Linked DNA regions of Homo sapiens: region 1 is linked to region 2. A link is an interaction called in ENCODE POLR2A ChIA-PET data of the cell type or tissue named here. Cell type or tissue: OCI-LY7. All regions are shown on one strand. Links, peaks and the distances in the headings refer to the core of each region. The heading gives the core; the rest is flanking DNA.

What was found. Peaks named below come from ENCODE experiments on the same cell type or tissue, not always from the same donor. Only the 100,000 strongest peaks of a DNase experiment are listed, where the experiment ranks them.
Region 1: POLR2A ChIA-PET joins it to region 2 with 16 read pairs; 14 of 35 experiments call an interaction of 5 or more read pairs at or near these places.

What each region holds. Positions count from the first base shown.
Region 1 is chr16:71,912,481-71,920,480 of GRCh38, reverse strand. It overlaps IST1 (IST1 factor associated with ESCRT-III), which reads right to left. Exons shown (of 10, transcript NM_001270975.2): 2 at 4,753-4,855; 3 at 3,839-4,019; 4 at 3,347-3,434. The coding sequence starts at 4,840. Among named protein-coding and RNA genes, the nearest start is that of IST1, 21 kb to the right of the region's middle. RefSeq lists an enhancer at 969-1,148. In OCI-LY7, for the core only: no CTCF peak of the experiment used is centred there; no DNase peak of the experiment used is centred there.
Region 2 is chr16:71,811,011-71,823,142 of GRCh38, reverse strand. It overlaps LOC124903714 (a long non-coding RNA gene), which reads right to left. Exons shown (of 2, transcript XR_007065110.1): 2 at 4,785-5,081. Among named protein-coding and RNA genes, the nearest start is that of AP1G1, 8.2 kb to the right of the region's middle. RefSeq lists an enhancer at 4,796-4,845. In OCI-LY7, for the core only: a CTCF peak has its summit at 5,039; DNase peaks (open chromatin) are centred at 4,972 and 6,392; H3K4me3 peaks cover 743 bases.

The sequences.
Region 1 (8,000 bases), core at 1-8,000, 100 kb before region 2:
CTCTTATAGAGTCTTACATTAATCAAATTGTACAAAGTAAAGTTTCCTCTTCAAAATTTCCCTTGTTAAAGAATAAATCATAAGTGTTAGAAATAAGCTTCTTTTAAAAGACTAACTTCCTTCAAGCCTCCTTGCTTTGTGCTAATAACTCTTTGTTAAGCCGTATCCTATGTAGCTGTTAAATATAAGAAATACATTCTATGTCCTTGTACTTTAACCAAGATATCTGTGCTAGATGTGCTCACAGGCAAGTCCCAGCTCGCAGCCTATGCCCCTTCCTTATTTGGGAATGTTAGTACTTTTCTAAGTCTTCTCATAAGCAAGTTCCTCTTTTCCTTTGTTCTCCCTTGCATATATCTATTTTAAAAACTTTTAAAACCTTTAGCCAAACGGGTGTAGCCCAGACTGTGAGGTCCAGTTCCAGCCAATGGAATCAGGACACAGCAGTAGGGTCCAGATGTGTAGGATATAAATATTTTTACCCCCTTTGTTCAGTGTGCGCTCGCCATTGTTCCATCTGCAAGGAGCACCCTTTCTGCAGAAGGTAAAAATTGCCTTGCTGAAATAAATTTATATTTGAGTGCTATTTCTCTGTGGCACTGGGGAACAAGCATTTCTAACAAAATAATCACACAGATAAAGGTACAACTGCAACTACAGTAAGTGATACCAAGGGAAGGTGCACCATGCTATCACCAGCTTCTAACAGCAGAATCAAATCTGATCAGAAAAGTCAGGTAAGGCTTCCTGAGGGAAGTGATGCTTTGCTGAGATTTAAAGGATGACTAAGGCCAGGCATCGTGGCTCATGCCTGTAATCCCAACACTTTGTGAGGCTGAGGCAGGCTGATCACTTGAGTTCAGGTGTTCAAGACCAGCCTGGGCAACGCAGCAAAACCCTAGTCTCTATTTTTAAAAGATACAAAAATTAGCTGGGCATGGTGGCACGCACCTCTTGTCTCAGCTACTCAGGGGGCTGAGGTGGGAGGATGATCAGTTGAGCCCAGGAAGCCGAGGCTGCAGTGAGGCAAGATCGTGCCACTGCACTCCAGCCTGGGTGACAGATCAAGACCGTCTCAAATAATAAATTAAAGGATGACTAGGAGTTAACTAAATAGGGAAGGAAGCACATTCCAGGAAAAGAAAACAGCAGTGCAAAGGCCTCTGGCAGAAACAAACATGGTCAGTTCTCAAGCCTGCAATCAGCCAGTGAGCCTCTAGTGCAGAGGCCAAGGAGTGTGGTAAGAAATGAAAAAGGGAAGTGGGAGCCAGACAATGCAGGACCATGTAGGCTGTATCAGGGAGTTTTGTTTCTATCACAAGAGCAACAGAAAGCTACTAATGGGCTTTAAAGCAAGAGGTCGTGACAGGATCGGAGCTGTGTTTTGGACAAAACCCTCAGGTGGTTCTGATGGAATGGTGTGAATAGATTAAAAGAAGCCAAAGTAGGAATAGGAAGAATATTCAAGAAGCTACTCTCATTTCCAGACAGGAAACGACAGTAGCATTGGACCAGAGTGGTCCCAACATTCCAGAAGCCCAGTAGGAGAGTTCTCACTGTTCATTATGAAGACTTTCAGGGGTACCTGACACCTATGATATAAATGGCATTTGTCTTTTATGGTTTTTGTTTTGGCTGGTTTATACTACACAGAGATTTTTTTATTCACATTAATTTATCACTCTGTTTATGGCTTTTGAGTTTTGTAACATATTTAAGCCTTTTCCAAAATTAATTTTAAAGGAGTACAGAAGAGACCAAAAACGGCTCAACATGGTGGCTCACGCCTGTAATCCCAACACTTTGGGAGGCCGAGGCAGGCGGATCACGAGGTCAGGAGTTCGAGACCAGCCTGGTCAACATGATGAAATCCCGTCTCTACCAAAAATACAAAAAATTAGCTGGGCATGGTGGCGGGCACCTGTAATCCCAGCTACTAAGGACGATGAGGCAAAAGAATCGCTTCAACCCAGGAGGCAGAGGTTGCAGTGAGCCAAAATTGTACCACTGCACTCCAGCCCAGGCAACACTGCAAGACTCCATCTCAAAAAAAAAAAAAAAAAGCCTACATAAGAATCAGTTGCCTCTACTGTCCCTCTTCTCTGCCCACAAAACTCAATTACTATCCCTGGTACCCTATTGGACTATTGGAAGTTTATTCTCTGGGGGGAGTTAACTAAAGCGACTCGAGTCTACACACAGGAGACAACAGTGATACTTACAACAGAAGAATTAAGTGTAAGTCTTCTATGTATCAAATAGATTTTTGGCTTCCTTCTCCACTGGGCTCTCAGAAATGCTGGCAGCCAGCTTATACACTCGACAGAAGATAGGAGGATTCTGGAGAAAACGACCAACCCAAGGAAAGATGACTAGTTCCTCACAGTCTGGAATTCCTCCAAATAAGAGCTTAACCAGATCACTCAGCAATGAAGGCATCTGGCAGTAAAAACCCACCCATGCACACGAGAGGTTCCAATCTCCTTTTTAGTGCCTCACTCTTAAATGTAAACCGACAGCCAAGGACCACTAAATCTTTGGAAAGCCTCTACTATAAAACTAAGAAATAGGAAAAATGAACTTGAGAGAAACAAACATGACAGACGTTTAAAAATAAACCATAATTAATATCCTCAGAGACTTAGAAAAAATTGTAGCCATGAAACAAACCATAAAAAATATTCAGAGAATTAAAAAGAGCTCTTGAAAAAAACCTAGAAAAGAAGGAAATCTCAGTAGATGGGTTGAGAGATAAGAATGACACAGTCTCCTAGGAAATAAAACAGAAAGGCAAAGATGTAGAAAATAGAAAACAACACAACTGAATTTGTATCCTAGGAGTCAGTACCATATCCATGTTGTGATGTGCAATTTTCTGGTTAATGTCTGTCTCTTCTGCTAGACTCTAAGCTACAGGAGTATGGCTGGTGCCATATTTTGTTCACCACTGTTACCCCCAGCACTTACATAGCTCATACAATTTATTTAATAAATATTTGTGGAATTAATAAATAAAGCAAAAACATCTGTCACCTTAATGTTATTTTAACTTTACTGGTTTACAGTTGTATAAGAACTTTTCTATTTGCATAGAGTTAAATAACATTAAGACAAAACTGGAGATACACAAAACTTTGCTCCTTAAAAAAACTGCTCAAGTTTGCAAAACACTGTTCTATTCTACGATATAAGGCTGAAAGGGAGAAACAAATTTACAAAACCTATTTCAAAAGCAACATAAGAATGGTACAAAATATCTGGTCAAATCAGCAGAAGTAACTTATATTAACCAACCTTTCTAACAATATGAAAAGCTACAGACATCACTGAAACTACTTGTACTCACTATTTTCAACTCAGCCACTTCTGACTGGAGTCGAGGAGCAGCCCAGATCAATGTAGACACAGATTCAGCCAGACCAGAATCTAGTTCCCTAATCAAGGAAAAAAATTAATATAACATTCTTTAAAACAAACCAACAAAATCCTAGCTTTTGTTTCATATACTTTATAGCCTCCAAAGCCATTCTGTGAATCTCACTAGATTCTCACAATAACTCTAGGCTTCTAGCCATTTTCGTGATCTTATTTTACTTTTGGAGGAACTCAAAACTAGGCAACAAGCTCAAGGCCATGAACTCGGAAAATGGTCGAGCCAAGATTCAAATTTAGGCTTCTCAGTTTCAGATTCTGTATTTTCTTTTTAACAGGCCTTTCAGCAACTGTTAGGCAGCAGATCCTTGGGCATGTGAAATAGTCCCTTAATGCAGAAAGAGATCATATTACTCCTTTCTCAAATTCCAGAAATGATTTAGGTCTCTGAATCAAAATATCTTACTTCATAGACTGGATAAGGCCAAACCGAGCCAGCAGCAGGTCACAGTACAGCTCCAGGATCTCCATGGCCTCCACGAGGTAGTCTTCCCGGATAATGTGCTCCACACGGATCCGAGCTCGTTCATCTTTCCCAGCAGCCAGATAGTCAGCAATCTCCTTCCTTGCTTTCTGGGCCAGTTCCGCTAAGACACAAATCCCACTCCGATCTCACAGCAGTAGAGCACTTGCATCTGGCCTACAGGCCAATCTCCCCCCAACAGGAAGAACTGGGTGTTTCTACTATATCCTAGCTCCTCTCCTTTAGCAAATCTAATCCCATCCCCTCTACTGTAGAATTTGCTACTCTGTCTAGGTGAGAAAATATAGCTCATGTGGCTTGACATTTCCAACTCAAGAGTCAGGTGACCTAATGCCACAACAACAGAGTATGTCCCTTTCTCTGCAAAAAAGGTACTCAGTCTAAAAGTCACAAAGGGCAGAAATGGATCCAAAGCTTAAAAGATATGATCCCAGGGCGGGCATGGTAGCTCACGCCTGTAATCCCAGCACTTTGGGAGGCTGAGGCAGGCAGATGACTTTGAGGTCATGAGTGCAAGACCAGCCTGGCCAACGTGGTGAAATCCCGTCTCTACTAAAAACATGAAAATTAGCCAGGTGTGGTGGCACACACCTGTAATCCCAGCTACTTGGGAGGCTGAGGCACAAGAATCACTTGAACCCACGAGATGGAGGTTGCAGTGAGCCGAGATCACACCACTGCACTCCATCCTGGGCGACAGAGTGAGACCCTGTCTCAACAAAAACAACAAAAAAAAATATGATCCCTAAGACTTCATAGTACTGGCCTGAAAGACCCATTACTGGGGTGCTAGTATCCAGTGATTTATTTTTGGGGAAAAAAAGTACACTACTCACTTTTCTTTTTCTCCAATAGTTTAAGGCGATTTATGACTAATCTCAAATTCACTCTTAAGCGCTCAGCTTTAAATCCAGAGCCCAGCATGCTGTGCTGTTCCTCCTAGAAACAGAAGAAGCACAATGACTATTTTCAAGTCAACATTAGTTCAGGAACTAACACCTCTTAGGGGTGAATTATGTGAAACAAAAACAGAGTGTTTTTCTAATACAGGAAAATGACATGATCTAATTCACATTTTTTACAGATTGTTTTGGCTGTTGTAAAAAAAACTGATTGGGGAAGGATAATACTGGAAGCAGGAAGACCAATGGGAAGGCTATTATTATCATCCAGACAAGAGATGGTAATAGCTCAGACTAGGGTGGTTAGCAGTGTCAGCAACTGGATTTGAAATCTACTTTAAAGGCACAGCTGAAAGAATTTGGTGACAGATGAAATTAATACCTAGATATTGGCATGGGGGTGGTGTGATAAAAAGATAAAGAAGCAGAAGGGCTCCCTGCTTCTCCCAAAAAAATCTCAACAGGGATGGCAATGGGGGAAGATGATTAAATTTAGACCCATAATTGAAAATATTTTCATCTTAACTCCCCAAATCCTGCCAACAAGTCTCAGTTTTTGGGGAAAAGCTAGTACCCAAGAGTACAGAAATATCATTGACATCTACTCACATACAGGGTTACACAAAGGGGTGAAAAGTCCAAGGAAAACACTGCTCTACAAAATTCTACAACAGAAGGCTCTTTACCAGGAATTTCACTGAATAGCAGAGTTACAGTAAACAAAACCACCCGTCCTCTACCCGCAAGACTTTAGGGTATACCATTGTGCACTGACCACTGTGCATTCTATTTCAAAACAGCACAATTTCTATTTCTCTAAATTTAAATTCTGGACTCAAACTTAAAAACATGTAATATCCAAACAAAAGATAGGTCAAACAAAGTAACTGAAGAACAGACAAATCAAAAGAGCACCAAAGAAAGAAAGAGCAGTAGGAATAGTACTTGTCTACTAGTGAATTAACCACTAATAAAAAACATCAGATGTGTTTTCCTTTTGTAAAATTGCCCCCAAAAGCCTTTCTTTACCCTACATTTAAGAATTAACCTAAGTCCCAGGTTAAAATGGGGCATTTATGTCATCAAGTATCTGGAATCCAGTAATTAAATTATGTTCAATCCATGCAATAAGTATTTACTGATTACCTGTATGTGAGACATTGGCTTGATGGAGATAAAAAGCATAAATTAAGGTACACTCCTTGCTGGGTGCGGCGGCTCACATCTGTAATCCTAGCACTTTGGGAGGCCGAGGTGGGCAGATCATGAGGTCAGGAGATGGAGACCATCCTGGCCAACATGGTGAAACCCCATCTCTACTAAAAATACAAAAAAAATTAGCTGGGCGTGGTGACGCACACCTGTAGTCCCAGCTACTCGGGAGACTGAGACAGGAGAATCGCTTGAACCCGGGAGGTGGAGGTTGCAGTGAGCCAAGATCGTGCACTCCCGCCTGGAGGAACAAGACTCTGTCTCAAAAAAAAAAAAAAAAGGTACAACCCCTGTCCTCAAATGAACCTGTATTCTACTGGAAAAACAACAAACAACAAAAACCAGCCGGGCGCAGTGGCTCACGCCTGTAATCCCAGCACTTTGGGAGGCCTAGGTGGGTGGATCACCTGAGGTCGGGAGTTCGAGATCAGCCTGACCAACACGGAGAAACCCCATCTCTACTAAAAATACAAAATTAGCCAGGCGTGGTGGCGCATGCCTGTAATCCCAGCTACTCCGGAGGCTGAGGCAGGAGAATTGCTTTAACCCAGGAGGCGGAGTTTGCAGTGAGCTGAGATCACACCATTGCACTCCAGCCTGGGCAACAAGAGTGAAACTCCGTATCCAAAAATAAAAAGCTAAATAGTAGGGTGTGAGTGTGGTGGCTTATGTCTGTAATCCCAGTCCTTTGGGAGGCCAAGGTGGGAGGACTGCTTGAGCCCATGAGTTCAAGACGAGCCTAGGCAACATGGAGAAACCCCATCTTTACAAAAAATACAAAAATTAGCCGGGCGTGGTGGCATGCACCTGTGGTCCCAGCTACTCGGGAGGCTGAGCCGGGAGGATTGCTGGAGTCCCAGAAGCAGAGGCTGTGGTGAGCCAAGATCACACCACAGTATTCCAGGCTAGGTGAGAGAGCAAGACTCTGTCTCAAAAACAAACAAACAAAAACCAAGAGCTAATTGCATGTAAATGACTCCTGTAACTCAATAACAACAACCTGATTAAAAACTGGGCAAAATACTTGAAGATATTTCTCCAAAAATGATATACAAGTGGTCAATAAGCATATCAAAAGTGCCAATATCATTAATATCTAGAGAAAGGCAAAATGAAATCACAATGAGATACCACCTCACACCCATTAGGATGGCTACTATCAAAAAAAAAAAGAAAATTTCAAGTACTGATGAGGCTGTGGAGAAAATGGAACCCTTGTGCACTGTTGGTGGGATTGCAAAACGGTACAACCATTATGGAAAGACAGTATGGCGGTTCCTCAAAAATTAAAATTAAAAATGGAACTACCACATAATCTAGAAATCCCACTTCTGGTATATATCCAAAAGAACGGAAAGCAGAACTTTAAAGAGCTATTTGCATACCTATGTTCCCAGCAGCATTATTCACAATGGCCAAGAGGTGGAGGCAACCCAAATGGCCACTGAGGGATTCATGGATAAACAAAATGTGGTCTACACATACAACAGAGTACTAATCAGCCTTAGAAAGGAAAGGAAATCCTACCCATCACATGCTACAACATGGATGAAATTTGAGGACATCATGGTAAGTGAAATAAGCCAGTCACGAAAAACAAATACTGTAAGATTCTGCTTTTGTGAGGTATCTAAAATTCAGAGAAACAGAAAGTAGAATGGTGGTTACCAGGGTCCGGGAGTAGGGGGAAACAGGGAATTGTTTAATGAGTACAGAGTTTCAGTTTTGAAAGATGAAAGTTTATGGAGATCTGTTGCACAACGATGTGAGTACACACTACTGAACTCTACACTTAGAAACAGGCAAGTTGGTAAATTGTCATGTTGCCATGTGTTCTTCACCACAGTTAAATTTTTAATTCTCAAGAGCTAAAATAAAACTATTAACATAGGATAAACATAAAAGAATATTTTAGGCCGGGCGCGGTGGCTCACACCTGTAATCCCAGTACTTTGGGAGGCCGAGGTGGG
Region 2 (12,132 bases), core at 2,238-10,237:
CGATCTCCTGACCTCGTGATCCACCCGCCTTAGCCTCCCAAAGTGCTGGGATTACATGCGTGAGCCACCGCGCCCGGACTCTTCTTAACTTTTCTGGGGGAGAAAGCAGAGGAAGAATTTAAGCAAATGTGAGAAATTATATAATTGCAACTGTAAATACTTCATTACATATCTCTAACACATATCCTTTGTTTAACATAAAACAATGTCATTATTCTCATTATAATGAAAATAAGTCCTGGCCAGGCACGGTGGCTCACACCTGTAATCCCAGCACTTTGGGAGGCTGAGGCGGGTGGATCATGAAGTCAGGAGTTCAAGACCAACCTGTCCAACATGGTGGAACCCTGTTTCTACTAAAAATACAGAAATTAGCTGGGCGTGGTGGTGCGCGCCTGTAATCCCAGCTACTCAGGAGGCTGAGGCAGGAGAATTGCTTGAACCCGGAAGGCGGAGGTAGCAGTGAGCCGAGATCACACCATTGCATCCCAGCCTGGGTGACAAGAGTGAGACTCCATCTCAAAATAAATAAATAAATAAAATAAAATATAAATAAAAGAAGTCCTTAATATCATATAATATTCATCTATATATTAAATTTATCCAACTGTCAAAAATGAATTTTGCAGTTATTTTGTGAAATCAAGATCCAAAAAGATCCACATATTGTATTTGGTTGATATGTATCTGAAGTCTTTTAATCTTCAACACTTCCTTTTTTTCCCATTACTCCTTTTCCCCTCTCTGTTTATTTATTGGAGAAGGTGCCTTCTGATTTTTTTTTTTTTTTTTTTTTGAGATGGAGTTTTGCTCTTGTTGCCCAGGCTGGAGTGCAATGGCGCAATCTCGGCTCACTGCAACCTCTGCCTCCTGGGTTCAAGCGATTCTCCTGCCTCAGCGTCTCGAGTAGCTGGGATTACAGGCATGTGCCACCATGCCCGGCTAATTTTGTATTTTTAGTAGAGACGGGGTTTCTCCATGTTGGTCAGACTGGTCTTGAACTCCCGACCTCAGGTGATCCGCCTGCCTCAGCCTCCCAAAGTGCTAGGATTACAGGTGTGAGCCACTGCGCCCGGCCGCCTCCTCTGATTTTATTAAACAAACATCTTTCACAAATAGCATCTCCAGGTTCAAAGACAAAACATTTCCTGGGTTCTTATATGAGGCCATACATGACAGAAGCAGCAAGACCTATGGTCACTCTAAGGCTAATTGTTAGAAAGCACTAAAAAAAAAACTTCACCCCAAACAGGCCAGGCGCGGTGGCTCACGCCTGTAATCCCAGCACTTTGGGAGGCTGAGGCGGGCGGATCTCGAGGACAGGAGATTGAGACCATCCTGGCTAACACAGTGAAACCCCGTCTCTACTAAAAATACAAAAACAAAATTAGCCGGGCATGGTGGCGGGTGCCTGTAGTCCCAGCTACTCGGGAGGCTGAGGCAGGAGAATGGCATGAACCTGGGAGGCGGAGCTTGCAGTGAGCCAAGGTGGCAGCACTGCACTCCAGCCTGGGGACAGAGGCAGACTCCATCTCAAAAAAAAAACAAAAAACAAAAAAACTTCACCCCAAACAGGAAGGAAGCTCGACTGTGATAATGGGTAACTAAATTTCTATTCATTTTAAGAGATATTTATTGAAGGCCTACTATGTGCGAAATATGCATTTGTAACACAAACCAATTACTTCCCAGTGATCTTTTTTCTTTTCTTTTCTTTTTTTTTTTTTGAGGCAGGGTCTTGCTCTGTTGCCCAGGCTGGAGTGCAGTGGCACAGTCTTGGCTTACTGCAACCTCTGCCTCCCGAGTAGCTGGGATTACAGGTGCGCGACACCATGCCCAGTTAATTTTTGTATTTTTAGTGGAGACGGGGTTTCACCATGTTGGCCAGGCTGGTCTGGAACTCCTGACTTCAGATATCTGCCCTCCTCTACTTCCCACCAGTGATCTTTTTTCTTTCAGAATGATGACTGGAAGAATGATTTCCTTCCTTCATTGGTTCCTGGTAATTATAGAGAATGCTGGTAGAAGTTGGAGTTGTTTAGTATTCACTGAAGATATATATATATATATATATATATATATATATATATATATATATTTTTTTTTTTTTTTTTTTTTTTTTTTTTTTGAGATGGAGTCTTGCTCTGTTGCCCAGGCTGGAGTGCAGTGGCGTGATCTCAGCTCACTGCAACATCCACCTCCCAGGTTCAAGCGATTCTCCTACCTCAGCCTCCCAAGTAGCTGGGATTACAGTTGTGTGCCACAACCCCCGGGTATTTTTTGTATTTTTAGTAGAAACGTGGTTTCGCCATGTTGGCCAGGCTGGTCTGAACTCTTGGCTTCAAGTGACCCTCCCACATTGGCTTCTCAAATTGCTGGGATTACAGGTGTGAGCCACCACACCTGGCCTCATTGAAGATATTTGAGTTGTTATAAGACTATTTATTTTGTCCAAGTACTGTTTCTCACGCCTATAATCCCAGCACTTTGGGAGGTCAAGGAGAGATAATTGCTTGAGTCCAGGAGTTCATGACCAGCCTGGGCAACATGGTGAGACCCCATCTCTATAAAAGAATTAAAAAACAAAAATAGCTGGGCATGGTGGTGCACGCCTGTATTCCTAGCTACTTCGGAGGCTAACGTGGGAGGATGGCTTGATCCCAGGAGGTTGAAGCTGCAGTGAGCCATGATTATGACATTGCATTCCCGTCTGGGCAATGAAGTGAAACTCCCTTTCAAGAAAAAAAGAAAAGAAAAAATAAATAATATATATAAATTTCTTTAGCACTTAGTATGTGCGCAACAAATATTAGTTTCCATTATTTCTTATCTTCTAGTGGACTAAATGTTAGTGATTCTGTGAGACTGGAGAGGCTAGAAAAGAAGGCCAAAATATTATTATTTTTTGGTTTCTTGCGTAACTAGCTTTTGTTTGTTTTTATTTTTTATTTTTTGAGACAGGGTCTTACTCTGTCGCCCAGGCTGGAGTACAGTGGCTTGATCACTGCTCACTGCAGTCTTTACCTCCCCCAGCTCAGGTGATCCTCCCATCTCAGCCTCCTGAGTAGCTGGGACTACAGGCAGGCATCAACACACCTGGTTAATTTCCTCCCTCCCTCCCTTCCTTCCTTCTTTCCTTCCTTCCTCTCTCTCTCTCTCTCTCTCTCTCTCTCTCTCTCTCTCTGTCTTTCTTTCTTCCTTTCGAGATGGAATCTCGCTCTGTCGCCCAGGCTGGAGTGCAGTGGCACTATCTCGGCTCACTGCAACTTCTGACTCCCAGATTCAGGAGATTCTCCTGCCTCAGCCTCCCAAGTAGCTGGGACTACAGGTGCATGCCAACACGCCTGGCTAATTTTTTGTATTTTTAGTAGAGACGGGGTTTCACCGTGTTAGCCAGGATGGTCTCAATCTTCTGACCTCGTGATCTGCCCTCCTCAGCCTCCCAAAGTGATGGATTACAGGCGTGAGCCACTGCATCTGGACTTTTTTTTTTTTTTTTTTGAGACGGAGTTTCACTCTTGTTGCCCAGGCTGGAGTGTAATGGCACGATCTCTGCTCACTGCAGCCTCTGCCTCCCGAGTTCAACCGATTCTCCTGCCTCAGCCTCCCGAGTAACTGGGATTACAGGCATGCACCACCACGCCTGGCTAATTTTTGTATTTTTAGTAGAGACAGGGTTTCACCATGTTGGCCAGGCTGGTCTCGAACTCCTGACCTCAGGTGATCTGCCCACCTCAGCCTCCCAAAGTGCTGGGATTACAGGCATAAGCCACCACGCCTGGCTTCTTTAGTATTTTTTGTAGAGACAGGGTTTCGCCATGTTGCCCAGGCTGGTCTTGAACTCCTGGACTCAAGCAATCCTCCCACCTCAGCCTCCCGAAGTGTTAGGATTATTGGCATGAGCCACCACACCTGGCCCATTTTTCCTTTTTCTTTTTCTTTTTTTTTTTGAGACGGAGTCTCCCTCTGTACCCCAGGCTGGAGTGCAATGGTGCGCGATCTCCGCTCACTGCAAGTTCCGCCTCCCGGGTTCACACCATTCTCCTGCCTCAGCCTCCCGAGTAGCTGGGACTACAGGCACCCGCCACCACGCCCGGCTAATTTTTTTTTTGCATTTTTAGTGGAGACGGGGTTTCACCGTGTTAGCCAGGATGGTGTTGATCTCCTGACCTTGTGATCCACCCGCCTTGGCCTCCCAAAGTGCTGGGATTAGGGGTATGAGCCACCGCGCCCGGCCCCATTTTTCTTTTCAATATACTTTATTTTTAAGTTTCGTTTTAGGCTCATACCCAAAAGCCAAATTAATTTTTAGATGTAATTATTGGTTATGCAAAATTTTTGGTTCAGAATTCTCTTTTACATATCCGGGGGAGTTTACATTCCTCCTTTTGCATATGAGAAGGTGATACCTATAAACCAATGACTCTTTAAAAACCCGGTTTGGGGCCGGGCGCGGTGGCTCACGCCTGTAATCCCAGCATTTTGGGAGGCCATGGCGGGCGGATCAGGAGGACAGGAGTTGGAGACCAGCCTGACCAACATGGTGAAACCCTGTCTCTACTAAAAATACAAAAAAATTAGCCAGGCGTGGTGGCACGCGCCTGTAATCCCAGCTACTCAGGAGGCTGAGACAGGAGAATAGCTTGAACCCGGGAGGCAGAGGTTGCAGTGAGCCGAGATTGCAACACTGCACTCCAGCCTGTGTGCCAGAGCGAGACTCCATCTCAAAAAAAAAAAAAAAAAAAAAAAAAAATCAGTTTCATTTTGAATGCTTCATTCTAAGATTTTCCACTCCTCATAAAAGACAAGTTTATTTAAAGAATATGGAGTTAGAGAGAAGATCTTTAGGTCCAGGGCCAGCGACCCGCTTGCATAGCAAACTGCTTGCCTCTCCTTAGAAGTAAGACACCTCACTCTTGGCACATACTTGGGTCCTAGACCATCAGCTGGCATGTGTGGACGGCTTGGCGAAGGAGTTTGTTGTTCCCTGAGTTGGCCTCCAGGGACTGGCTGCCCCAGTTACTGCAGATGTCTTAACACTTCTTGGACGTCCCAGGCTAATTTTAAAGCAACTCATAGAACTGATTTTGGAAGAACAAGTATGAGACTTTGCAATGAAAGGAAAACAAAACAATTTACTATAGATTTTTCTAGACAAATGACGGTGCCCACATTTATACATATTTTCGAGATGAGGTTTCACTATGCTGTCCTAGCTGGTCTCAAACTCCTGGGCTCAAGGGTTTTTCCTGCCTCATCCTCCTGAGTAGCTGGTACTACATGTATGAGCCACTGCTCCTGGCTTAATGGTGTCCATATTAAGGAAATAAAATTACTTGAGTAGAAAACAATGGGTCAGAAATCCTGCTTTGTTTCTAGATGGTGCATTCTCTTCTAGTGACCTTAATTTTGTCATTCCTAACAGGAGAATGGCACCATTTCCTCAATTTGGAATTTAAGTTGATTGCAGTCTCATACCTGGTAAAGTTTTTCCCTCCAAAAGTGCCAAAATAATACAGAATAATTTACAAGTCAAGAAAAACTACTCTAAGAAAAAGAAAATATTGTAACATAAAGCATCTCAGGTGGCACTTTGGGCTGCCTCTTTTTTTTTTTTTTTTTTTTTTTGAGATGGAGTCTCACTCTATTGCCCAGGCTGGAGTGCAGTGGTACAGTCTCGGCTCACTGCAACCTCCACCTCCCGGTTTCAGGTGATTATCCTGGCTCAGCCTCCCAAGTAGCTGGGATTACCGGTGCCTGCAACCACGCCTGGCTAATTTTTGTATTTTTAGAAGAGACAGGGTTTCGCCATGTGGGCCAGGCTGGTCTTGAACTCCTGACCTCAGGTGATCCACCTGCCTTGGCTTCCCAAAGTGCTGGATTACAGACACGAGCCACCGCGCCCGGCCTAGGGCTGCCTCTTTAAAAAAAAAAAATTCTGAAACAAAGAAGAAGGTTGGCAGAAGCTAATGTCCTCCGGGCTTTGGTCTTTACTCTTCTACATATAGCAGAATTCCTAATGCTCTTGGTAAGAGGTCAAAGAGTGTATGGAGTTGGCTGTTGGAATTTTAATTTTTACATCCTTTCTGGCTTTTGTCATAAGTTAAAGATGAATTCCTAAACTCTTGTCTCAGGCCAGCATACATCGTGATTAGGGACTGTGCTTTAAAAGAATTGTGAAAATGCTTTTTGTGAAAACATTACAGAAACAGCAGACAGACTAATTTCTCTCTGTCTTTCAGTCTTATTTATAGATTCGTGTGACTCAAAGGATAACAAAACAGGCCAGTGGAGCCGCCTCTTTGACTCACGTCATTGTATTTCTTACACGGCTGTGCCCCTCTTCACTCTCCTTTCTCGGCTGAGATCTCTGGCACGTGGAGAGGCAGGAAGGGTTCTTTGTGAAAGATGCTAACTGCATTTCTTCAGAGAGAGCTTTCCCCATCTGCTCTAAAGGTCACATGGGCTTCAGCTGCTGATACTGACCGAATCATTTAAGAAACTCACTGTGCCGGATGAGGTGGCTCAAGTCTGTAATCCTAGCACTTTGGGAGGCTGAGGTGGGAGGATCACGAGGTCAGGAGTTCGAGACCAGCCTGGCCAACATGATGAAACCCCATCTCTACTAAAAATACAAAAATTAGCTGGGTGCAGTGGCATACCCCTGTAGTCCTAGCTACTCAGGAGGCTGAGGCAGGAGAATCACTTGAATCCAGGAGGTGGAGGTTGCAGTCAGCCGAGATTGTGTCACTGCACTCCAGCCTGGGCAACATAGCGAGACCCTTTTTTTTTTGTCTCCAAAAAAAAAAAAAAAAAAAAAGAAAGAAAGAAACTCACTGCATCCTAAGCCCAAACAAGACAGTTCCCCTCTAGTACCCCAGATTCCACCAGATACTATGTATTCCAAAAGCCATCTTTCACTGCTCTAGCTCCCAGCAACCTCTCCTTCTTCTGCTCCTTCTGAACTAGAACTTCAGCGACCTCTCCGTTTTCTTCTCTTTCTGAACTAGGACTTATCTGCTGAATGATATCACTGGCTTATTTTATATTTTTGGATTTTTAAAAAATCTCGTTTTCCTCAATGAGATTGTAATTATCTGAAGGATAGGGGCAGTCTCTTTTGTTATGTCTATTACAGATTCTGGTGCACCCAGGACAGTGTGGCATAGGGGAAATAATCAGGTAGCCTGTTTGAATGATTACTATATGGGCTAGAAGACAAATCCAGAGATGGAAGGACTACATTTGAGTCTGGCCTCTACTGTATGAAAGTGTGACCGATCATTTAATCTCTCTGAGCCTCTCCTCCCCTCCCCTCCTCCTTTTGTTTCTCTCTCTCTCTCACTCTTTCTTTTTTTAATATATTTTTTGAGACAGAGTCCTATTCTGCCACTCAGACTGGAGTGCAGTGGTGCAATCATTGCTCACTGCAGCCTTACCTTTCTGGTGTCAAAAAATCCTGCCTTAGCCTTCTGAGTAGCTGGGACTACAGGCACATGCCATGATGTCCAACTAATTAATTTTTTTTTTTTTGAGACAGCATCTCACTTTGTCACCTAGGATGGAATGCAGTGGCGCGATCTTGGCTCACTGCAACCTCTGTCTCATGGGTTCAAGCAATTCTCCTGCCTCAGCCTCCTGAGTAGCTGGGATTACTGGTGCGTGCCACCATGCCCGGCTAATTTTTGTGTTTTTAGTAGAGACAAGGTTTCACCATGTTGGCCAGGCTGGTCTCGAACTCCTGACCTCAAGTGATCCACCCACCTTGGCCTCCCAAAGTGCTGGGATTACAGGCATGAGCCACTGCGCCCAGCCTGAAAATACTTTTGTAAATGTAAGACACACTGTACTACTGTTACTTATAAAGGGCAGTCAGTAAATGCTTTAGTTGAATGATGAGGCGGCACAAAAATTTCAGTATTTACATTCTTATGATGCTTCAGGCTTTTCAAAGTGCTTTCATGTAGCTGATCCCTTTTGCATAACAAGCCACTCTAAATCCATTTTGGAACAGGCAAGACAAATAAATATTGGAAAGCTGAGTAAACAGGCTCAGAGATGTTTAACACCTTGCTCTGGGCAAAAAATGAATTAAACCTAGCCAAGACTGGCATCTAAGTGGTCTGTCTGCTAGCCAATGTTTCTTCAGTTTTATTTTTTGTTGTTGTTCTTTGTTAAATTGTTGTTATTATTATTATTTACTTATTTATTTTCGAGATGGAGTCTTGCTCTATCGCCCAGGCTGGAGTGCAGTGGCGCGATCTTGGCTAACTGCGACTTCTGTGATTTTCAAGTGATTTTCCTGCCTCAGCCTCCCGAGTAGCTGGGATTACAGGTGTACGCCACCATGCCTGGCTAATTTTTGTATTTTTAGTAGAGATGGGGTTTTGCCATGTTGGGAAGGCTGGTTTTGAACTCCTGACCTCAGGTGATCTGCCTGCCTCAGCCTCCCAAAGTAATCATGTTGGGATTACAGGTGTGAGCCACCGTGCCCGGCCTATTCATTGTTAAATTGAAGCAGTCCTCGGTAGTAAACAAAACCATAAAAATAATAATCTTTGGCCAAGCACAGTGGCTCATGCCTGTAATTCCAGCACTTGGGGAGGGTGAGGTGGGAGGATCACTTGAGCCCAAGAATTCCAGACCAGCTTGGCTAACATAGCAAAACCCCGTCTCTACAAAAAAAAAAAAAAAATTAGCTGGGTATGGTGGTATGCACCTGTAGTCCCGGCTGAGGTGGGAGGATCACTTGAGCTCGGGAAGTCGAGGCTGCAGTGAGCTGTGATTGTGCCACTGCACCCCAGCCTGGGCAACAGAGCAACACCTTGTCTCAAAAAAAAAAAAACCAAAATTTTTTTCCTAGTTATTATCTCTTACTAAGTTTGTTTAACACTTTCAGGATATTGTTGTTTTAAAAACAAAAATTGGCCAGGCACGGTAATACCAGCACTTTAGGAGGTGAAGGTGGGCAGATCACCTGAGGTCAGGAGTTCCAGACCAGCCTGGCCAACATGGTGAAACCCCATCTCTACTAAAAATACACAAATTAGCTGAGTGTGGTGGCAGGCACCTGTAATCCCAGCTACTCGAGAGGCTGAGGCATGACAATCTCTTGAACCTGGCAGGCAGAGGTTGCAGTGAGCTGAGATCACGCCACTGTACTCCAGCCTGGGCAACAGAGCAAGACTCTGTCTCAAAATAATAAATAAATAAAATAAAAACAAAAATCCATAAAACTGCATTTTCTTATAAGAATTTTCTTTTTAACTAAAAGAATGGTGTGCTCGTTGCAAAAACAAAATATAATATAATATAATAAAGTAAAAATTATCTGTAATCCCATCATCCAAAAAAGCCATTTTTTTGTTGTTGTTTGTTTTGTTTAAGACGGAGTCTCGCTCTGTCCCCCAGGCTGGAGTGCAGTGGTGCAATCTCTGCTCACTGCAAGCTCCGCCTCCTGGGTTCACACCATTCTCGTGCCTCAGCCTCCCGAGTAGCTGGGACTACAGGCGCCCACCACCACACCCGGCTAATTTTTTGTATTTTTAGTAGAGACGGGGTTGCACCATGTTAGCCAGGATGGTCTTGATCTCCTGACCTCATGATCTGCCTGCCTTGGCCTCCCAAAGTGCTGGGATTACAGGTGTGAGCCACTGCGCCCGGCCCAAAAAAGCCATTTTTAAATTTTAGTTTTGTCCTTCAATTTTTTTCTATGCATGTAAGTTATCAGTAGTAAACAAACCCATAAAAATAATAATCTTTGGCCAATGGCAGTGCCTCACGCCTGTAATTCCAGCACTTTGGGAGGGCAAAGTGGGAGGATCGCATGAGCCCATGAGTTCCAGACCAGCTTGGGTAACATGGCAAAACCGTGTCTCTACAAAAAATTTTTAAAAAAATTAGGCGGGCATGGTGGTATGCACCTGTAGTCCCAGCTACTCAGGAGCCTGAGGTGGCTCAATATACACTTTGCAAGCTCATTTTATAACATTGTTTTATAATATTTCCTTTTAAAGTCTGCCATACTATAATAATAAGGTTTTCATTTTATTGGTAGCATAGTATTACCTTTTATAGATGTGCTGTAATTTATTTATCTGGAATTAGGGATTATGTTTGAGAAGATGGGGAGTAAGCCTTTCTAAACTTAAATCACTAGCCATGGAAACCAAAGATTCCAAGATAATGTGACTATGCTACATATTGGGGCAATTGCTTTTATTTATTTATTTTATTCATTTATTTAAAAGATGAGGAGGCCGGGCATGGTGGCTCATGCCTGTAATCTCAGCCCTTTGGGAGGCCGAGGCAGGTGGATCACCTGAAGCCAGGAGTTCGAGACCAGCCTGGCCAACATGGAGAAACCCTGTCTCTACTAAAATATACAAAATTAGCTGGGCGTGGTGGCGCATGCCTGTAATCCCAGCTACTCAGGAGGCTGAGGCAGGAGAATTGCTTGAACCCGGGAGGTGGAGGCTGCAGTGAGCCGAGATTGTGCCATTGCACTCCAGCCTGGGCAACAAGAGTGAAACTCCGTGAAAGAAAGAAAGAAAGAAAGAGGGGCGGGGAGGGGGGAGGAAGGGAGGAAGGAAGGAAGGAAGAAAGATAGGGTCTCACTATGTTACCTGGGCTGTTCTCAAACTCCTTGGATCAAGTGATCCTCCCACCTTGGCCCCCCGAAGTGCTAGGATTACAGGTGTGAGCCACTGTGCCCAGCTGGGGCAACTGCTTTTAATTTTAGTTGCATGGAAGAAGGGTTTGGTAATTATAAATAAAGATAAATGGCCTGGGCGCGGTGGCTCACGTCTGTAATCCCAGCACTTTGGGAGGCTGAGGCGGGCAGATCATAAGGTCAAGAGATCAAGACCAGCCTGGCCAACATGATGAAACCCCGTCTGTACTAAAAATACAAAAATTAGCCGGATGTAGTGGCACGTGCCTGTAGTCCCAGCTACTCGGGAGGCTGAGGCAGGAGAACCACTTGAACTCGGGAGGTGGAGGTTGCAGCAAGCTGAGATCATGCCACTGCACTCCGGCCTGGCGACAGAGACTCTGTCTCAAAAACAAAAACAAAATAAAGAGAAATGTAAGTTAAAAAGTACTGAGAAAGGGTTTAGTTTTTAATGTTTAAAACTCTTTAACGCTCTGCACTCGATATGGTAGGAAAAAAGATCTTTCCGGGGCCGGGAGCGGTGGCTCACGCCTGTAATCCCAGTACTTTGGGAGGCCAAGGCGGGCGGATCACGAGGTCAGGAGATCAAGACCATCCTGGCTAACATGTGAAACCTCGTCTCTACTAAAAACACAAAAAACTAGCCAGGTGTGGTGGCGGGCGCCTGTAGTCCCAGCTGCTCTGGAGGCTGAGGCAGCAGAATGGCGTGAACTCAGGAGGCGGAGTTTGCAGTGAGTTGAGATCGTGCCACTGCACTCCAGCCTGGGGACAGAGTGAGACTCCGTCTCAAAAAAAAAAAAAGCTCTCTCCTCCTTAGGTAGCTGGCTTAATTTTTCTTTTGTGGTTCACAATGATACACATTTAAATTTGACCTCTAAGCATTTTTTTGTGGTGTTCCAAACGGAATACTTTAGCTAACTCTGCTTTGCAACCTGCAAACTTCTTACTTATGTGGAAACCCCAAACTAAGTTTGGCCTGTGTTCCCTGCATAGCTATACCTCAGAGGAAATTGTGTTTTGGCTTCATTCCACTATTTACTAGCCTTGTAGTCCATGGTTGCACTGTACAGTAGCAGCATGGCAGAGGATCTGAATTCTGTAAACATTCTGTTCTCTAAACCACTTGTTGGGGGTTGACTCCATCCACCCTGAGAGTGTAGGTATGTGTGTAGGTAGGTAGGTAGGTAGGTGGGTGGGTAGGTAGGGGTGGTGGAAGATTGTGGTACCCTATGCTAATTTATAAAATGGCACTCTGGCCTGGCATGGTGGCTCATGCCTGTAATCCCAGCACTTTGGGAGGCCGAGGTGGGTGAATCACCTGAGGTCAGGAGTTCGAGACCAGCTTGGGTAACATGGTGAAACCCCGTTTCTACTAAAAATACAAAAAATTAGCTGGGCGTGGTGGCATGCGCCTGTAGTCCCAGCTACTTGGGAGACTGAGGCAGGACAATCACTTGAAC